Linked DNA regions of Homo sapiens: region 2 is linked to region 1. Evidence: chromatin contacts called from ENCODE Hi-C or POLR2A ChIA-PET data. All regions are on one chromosome and are shown on one strand. Each heading gives the region's core, a stretch centred on a gene start or an enhancer-like site at or near the end of the contact. The rest is flanking DNA. Distances are from core to core; before and after follow the strand shown. Region 1 overlaps SLC37A1 (solute carrier family 37 member 1). Region 2 holds the start of NDUFV3 (NADH:ubiquinone oxidoreductase subunit V3).

Evidence for each region. A loop is a pair of places that touch in the nucleus more often than their neighbours do. ChIA-PET counts read pairs that join two places held with the same protein, here RNA polymerase II (POLR2A). Pooled maps may share reads with other maps.
Region 2: a loop to region 1 is called in a pooled map, with 2.4 times the contacts of the local background. The contact joins the promoter of NDUFV3 here to the enhancer-like site in region 1. A Hi-C loop is called at or near these places in 1 of 50 pooled maps. POLR2A ChIA-PET finds 5 or more read pairs at or near these places in 3 of 52 experiments (A673, activated CD4-positive, alpha-beta T cell and activated T-cell).

Annotation. Positions count from the first base shown.
Region 1 is chr21:42,555,634-42,558,777 of GRCh38, reverse strand. All of the region lies in intron 10 of SLC37A1 (solute carrier family 37 member 1), which reads right to left. Among named protein-coding and RNA genes, the nearest start is that of SLC37A1, 43 kb to the right of the region's middle. Within about 2 kb of position 1,682, at least 3 of the 41 ENCODE cell types and tissues checked have a DNase peak (open chromatin) inside an H3K27ac peak, as active enhancers do.
Region 2 is chr21:42,891,758-42,895,340 of GRCh38, reverse strand. NDUFV3 (NADH:ubiquinone oxidoreductase subunit V3) reads right to left here and starts at 2,032. Exons shown (of 4, transcript NM_021075.4): 1 at 1,960-2,032. The coding sequence starts at 2,007. It also overlaps a transcript of WDR4 not described here. RefSeq lists silencers at 1,656-1,905, 2,246-2,545.

The sequences.
Region 1 (3,144 bases), core at 433-2,932:
TTTTCATGAACGGCTAGGTACACAGATCCTCTGATCCAGAAATTCTAGGAATCTATTGGCAAAAAATAATTTGAAAAGTAAAAAGATACTTATAAAGTAAAATGGATGTCACATCATCATTGAGAAAAAATAGAAAATTCAAATACATCCATACGAATGACATCTTGTAAAAAAAAGGTTGGGAGATTTTAATGACGGAAAATGCTTATGACACATTAAATAACACATCATTCAAAACTGCATGTCATTATAACCTCAAAGAATGTTTAAATATCTACGTATGTAACTAGGCAACTATAGGATCTATTTCTAGAAAGAAAGAAGCTAAAATCTAAGCCAACAATGGTTGTCAGCGAGTGGTGGAATTATGTGTAATTTTTATCGAAATGCTAATAAGAAATTCTTTACATGATCCTGCATTTTTTAGGAGTTCACAATGGCCATATATGACCAGAAATAACATTATTTTAAAATACACCAACATTATTTTAAAATACACCTATTCTGATATTTATGAATTCTGATTGTCTAGACGTTCCTAAAGGACAAAGTGTACATTCATTAAAGCAAAGAAGAGTGATTCCCCAACCTAGAGTGGGATTTCAAGTCAGAGCAAGGATAACATAAAAATAATCTTAGCCTGGGCCACACAGTAAGACCTAAAAAAAAATAGTGGAATGTGGTGGTATGCGCTTGTAGTCCTAGCTGCTCTGGAGGCTGAGGCAGGAGGATCACCTGAGCCCAGGAGGTGGAGGCTGCAGTGAGCTGTGATTGTGCGGCTGTCCTTCAGCCCGGGCAAGACCCTGTCTCAAAAAAGAATGAAAATAAAATAAAAATATTCTTCATGAGTGAGCTATGAGGTTCAAGGTCTTACAAAGAAATGCTTCTAGGTATCTCAGACCTTTCACAAAATCAAACAGGCTTTGTGGTACTTATCTCACTATAACCTGTTATAAGTTGGACTAAAAATGTAGTTTAATTAAAAAAAAAAAAGAAAATGGTAATGTATTCCACATTCCCCTGCCCCTTGATATTTAGAATATTTAGAATTCTCTTCCAGTGGAAAACAGACATTTGGAAACCGGGTGGCAGGTGGCACCGAGTGCAGCCCAGTGTGGGCACCCAGTGGGTGGCCTTGGGGGCAGCCCAGCGTCTACGTGCCCCAGGAAGCCCGGCTTCACAGCTAGGACTCTGGCATGGAGAGCGGGTCTCTGATGAAGATATTCACATGTGGCCACATAGTCAGGTGCTCTGGAATGAAGATGACAAGGCTGAGTGCAGATGCCTAACATGCTCCCGATGATAATCCCATCACGGCACGTGAAAGCAAAGAATGGCGACTTGAGTTTCTGAATAAACTTTTCTCTCATGAATTCTGCTAATCGTCCAGTTTAGAAAACTACATCAGTAATGCTCTACTGTGGCTAAGCACTGGAATCTCCTCGGGGGGCTTTGAGAAGCCTCGAATTCCCCCAGCCCCACGGAAGCAGTCCCTGGGGCAGCCCCAGGCGAGTTCCACTCATAGCAAGCTGAGGGCTACAGGACTTCACAGGCCGTTCCGCAGGAAACAGGCTCAGCAGTGGGTGAAATGCAGCCAGCTGGAGAAAAGTCAAGCGGAACGAGGCCGCTTAGCCAGGAGAAGCGCACCCTCTGACCCGCAGAGAAGTGACCGCAGGTCAACACAGAAGACCTACTTGGCCTCAGGTAGGACCCAGATGCCCAAAGGCCGCCCACGGCCCTTGCAGGATTTGTAAAGTGCTTCAGGGTCCACTTGCTGGGCTGGTTTAAAGCCACAGACACAGACCCTCTGCTCCTTATCTAAGCAGCAAGGAGCCCCCGAGACAGACAGAAGGCTCTGTTTCTGCTGAGAACGGGCCCTGTGCTCACAGCCACTCATCTTAAACAGGACTTGTAGCCACCATACCTGAGTTGTTTGCTCCTGGAGGAGATGGGAAAGAGTGTGGGGCCATGGCTGGTTTTCCAAAACAAACAGGGGGCTGCTGCTGCCTCCTCCTTACATAGCAAACAAGAAGCCACTGGGTGGACCAAGACAAGGCTGGAGGCCAAGAGGCACCTCTGCCTCTAAACAAGCAGTTTCCAGTCTGTGTCCCAAGAGCCCCAAATGGGATCTGTGGAGCCCCCGGTGGGTGTGGGGGCTTCTGTGGCCAGTGCACTCCACGCTTAGGGCTTACACTTTCAAAGAGAAAAGGGTTCCCTCTACTAAAATGCCCCCACACACAACAAAAATACACACAGACGCATGTGGGGGGACTGCGTAATAACGATCGCTTTATCTAAAAATGCTAAGCTCACCCCGCTACCCGATGCTGTCTGCAGCTTCCCTTTGGGAAAGGCCATCACAAGAGAGATTTGTGGAGTCCCCACTTGGCGTGCAAAGTGCACGGTGGAGTCACATTCAACCTCCAAATACCCACTCCGTGCTCACGCCGCGTTTGGTGGGCCCAACAGTTCTTGAGCCACAGCCAATCAGAAGGATCCTCAGAGACGTCAAGGAGGAAAAGTGACAAGTGACTACAGGGATGGCAAGTGCGACCGTCCCCAAGACAATCCTCTAAAACGCCCGCGGGGACCTGCGGGCTCGCCACGTGGCCAAGTGACAGCAGCGCCTCATTCTCTTTCCCACATTTGCTCCCCGCCCCCCAGCTTTCTTTACATGTCTCTTCAAGAGGCCACTGAGAAACTGCCTGCTACGTGACATAGTGTAGCAGCTCTGTCTGAAAAGGAGTGGAGGTCAGGGGCTGGGTGACACCCCACTGAGCCCAGCGGTCACTCTGGGAAAGGGGACATCCAGGGTGTCCAGCCAACCTCATGGGGACTCTCCCCGCCTACCCTGACCCAAGAGCAATGGCAGGCCCGCCGAAAGGGGATGCCACGTAAGCGAGGTCAGCATGCGCCCGGTTGTGGTCGTCACCCTCAGCCTGAAATAAGGCCTGCCAGTGCCTTTACTTACATAACTGGCTCCTTGATGGCAAGTCTGTAAACAGCCTTTCTTAGAGGGCCGGAAAAGGAAAGAGAGAAACTATACTTAGAAGCCAAGGCTAGTTCTATGGGTCAGTTACTACACCAGAAGAAAGGGCCTGTGGTCTTGATTCAGAAGAAGTGGCAGGCTTCAGTATCATCAGA
Region 2 (3,583 bases), core at 783-3,282, 340 kb before region 1:
CCGGCCAAGTTTTTGTATTTAGTAGAGACGGGGTTTCACCATGTTGATCAGGTTGGTCTCGAGTTCCTGGCCTCAGGTTATCCACCCACCTTGGCTTCTCAAAGTACTGGCATTACAGGTGTGAGCTACCGCGCTTGGCTCTTCTTGTATTTTTAGTAGAGATGGGGTTTCACCATGTTGGTCTCGAATGCCTGACCTCAAATGATCCACCTGTCTTGGCCTCCCAAAGTACTGGGATTACAGGCATGAGCCACCTGCCAGGCCCTATGTTTCTTTCTGTAAAATGTTTTCTTATCCTTAGAAAATAGAGTAGAAGAAATACTATCTGGCCACTAAAATGATGTAGGTATATAAAAACTGCTTCAAAAGTGTCTACAATATAAATGTGATATTTTATATTATGCCAACTCACTCAGCATATACTCACTAAGGCCTATTAAGTGCTAGACAGTACAATGTTCTAGATGCTGGATACAGAACAGAGGTGCCTGTATGTGCACATATAAACATGAAAACGTGTATGTTCATGATTGTAAGCATGAGTACATGTGCTTATGTGAACATATAAAAGCTGATAGAAATCGTTAGGAACTAGATGCTTGAAGGAGTAATGGTAGACTGTCAATGAATTTCCCTATCTGTACTTTTAAATTATTCTGCAGGCTGAGGCACGAGAGTCGCTTAATCCCAGGGGGCAGAAGTTGCAGGGAGTTGAGATGGTGCCATTGCACTCCAGCCTGGGCCTGGGCAACAGAGTGAGGCTCTGTCTCAAAAAAAAATATATATATATTATATATTATATTATGATATATATTATATATAATATATAAATATATATTATATATTATATAAATATATAAATATATAATATATATTTATATAAACATATTATATATATTATATAATATATATTTATATAATATATTATATATTATATAAATATATAATATATATTTACATATTATATAAATATATATATAATATATATTTATATATAATATATATAATATGTATTTATATATATATATACACACACGCATATATATTCTGCAGGGAATAGTTACTGCTTTTGTAATAACAGCCATTTTAAAATTTGTAAGAGAGTGAAGTGGTCTTAGCCTTATTTTATTTATTTATTTATTCTGTCCCCCAGGCTGGAGTGCAGTGGTATGATCTCGGCTCACTGCAACCTCCGCGTCCCGGGTTCATGGGATCCTCCCACCTCAGCCTCCCGAGTAGCTGGGATTACAGGAATGCACCACCACGCCAGACTAATTTTTTGTATTTTTTAGAGACGGGGTTTCGACATGTTGGCCAGGCTAGTCTCGAACTCCTGAACTCAAGCGATCCGCCTGGCTCGGCCTTCCAAAGTACTGGGATTACAGGCAAAATCCCAAAGTGTCCGCGCCCGGCCTTGGCCTTAGCTTTTTATTTGCCGAAAAGAAAGCCCTTCTTCTCCTTTTCACAGGTCAGGTCATGTCAGCTGGCTTCTCAACGGCTGTCAGTAAGTTACCAAGTTAACCAGGTCCCTGAAAGTTCCCTCATTTCCTCTCTTGGCTAAATGGAGAAGTCACTGTCCTTCAGAGAAGCCGTGCGGGAGCCGCACAGCGGCTGACCCCAGCCGCGCGGCAGCATCACCTGGGAACGTCCACCCGAGTCTGCCGCCCAGGCATGCAGCCCTCGGGAGCGCCCGTCGGCACGGGGCACGCCAGCCTCGGCCTGGGCCTCGGGCAGCGGCGGCGGCGGACCGGCTCGGGGGAACCGCGGGACGCTCGCTGGCCACATCCGGGCCTGGCCCCGTGGCGGTCAGTCCTGGGCCCAGGGAGCGGGGTCAGCGGCCCAACTAGGACGGCTAGAGGTCGCGGACAGGCCCGGACCTGACCAGCACCGCGCCCCCTCACCCCATCCCCTACGTAGGCTCGGGGCCGCGCAGCCAGCCCAGGCTGGCTCCTCCTTTACCTTCAGCGCCCCGGCTCGTCCTTGCCGCAGCAAACACGGGGCAGCCATGGCGGTGACAGCGGGCGCACCAAGCAGGGCCACAGCAGCTGCGCGCGCACCCGCGCCTGAACAGCCGCCCCTTGGGCCGACTGCGCCAATTACAGGCCAGCTGGGGGCGGAGCAGAGGCCGTGGGTCTGCGCGCGCATCCCCAGTAGGGCTAAGTGCCTCCCTTGGGGCCACGCCCCGGATCGGGACCACCAATCACAGGCAGCAGCGTGAGGGACACGTCACCGGCTGGTGCCGATCCCTGTGCCCTGCGGGCGCCTGGGCGCTGTGGCGGGGGCGCGGCGGAGACCTGCGGGGGCTGCTGGGCACCCCTCTCAGGCGTCTGCGCTGGGCCGGCTTGCATGTCCACCCGAACGCTTCGCACTTCTTTGCCCTTGTCCTCGCAGCCTTAAATCTGCGACCTTCCCTGGGGGCACAGTCTGGTCCTACTTGATTGATAGTTCTGTGTTTTGAGAGGTTTTAAAGCTCTTCAGCTCGGGACCTCGGCGCCCACACCACGCGCCCAGCTCCCTCACCCTCTGTCGGCAACGCGGCCACCACTGCTCACTGCCCCTCCTGCATGGCCCCTGCCAACGCTAATACCAGAGTTAGGCCGATTGGAAATGGAAGCTTTGTTTCACCTAAATGTTTATTTAGCAAAGAGTTCGTCCCCAACGTTAGTCGTAATTGTGGAGTCGGTGTAATTAGTTATTAGCTTCTTTCTCTGCCTCTTCTCTGCCTTCCGCCGCGTGCCCAGAGCCCCATTCGCATTTCATCGGAGATGGACGTGCCACCTTCAGCTTCCACAGGGGAAGAGGCCCTGCCACAGTCATTTAAATGGATTGTGTAGGGATTCCTGACACAGCTAGCGATTCATTGAGGTGGCAAGATAAACTGGCGGAATGAGGCCTTTATCAAAGGCCTTTATCAAAGAGGAGTCTGCTATCAAGTAAATGCAAGGGCATCTGCCACCATCCACCCTGGGAGGCAAAAAGAATAACCTTAGATCTTAGGATAATCATGAGAAGGGATCCTTTGTCCCTAAAGGGAGAAAAAAAAATGCCAAAAGATTTTTTTTTTGTTTAAATTTTTTTTTTTTTTTTGAGACGGAGTCTTGCTCTGTAGCCCAGGCTGGCGTGCAGTGGCGCCATCTTGGCTCATTGCAAGCTCCGCCTCCCGGGTTCACGCCATTCTCTTGCCTCAGCCTCCCGAGTAGCTGGGACTACAGGCACCCGCCACCACGCCCGGCTAAATTTTTGTAATTTTTAGTAGAGACAGGGTTTCACCGTGTTAGCCAGGATGGTCTCCATCTCCTGACCTCGTGATCCACCCGTCTCGGCCTCCCAAAGCCCTGGGATTACAGGTGTGAGCCACTGTGCCTGGCCTAAATTTTTTTTTTTGAGACAGAGTCTTGCTCTGTTGCCCAGGCTGGAGTACAGTGGCACAATCTAGGCTCACTGCAAGCTCCACTTCCTAGGTTCAAGCGATTCTCCTCCCTCAGCCTCCTGAGTAGCTGGGACAACAGGCATGAGCCACCACGCCCGGCTAATTTTTGTATTTTTAGTAGCGACGGGGTTTCACCATGTTGGCCAGACTGGT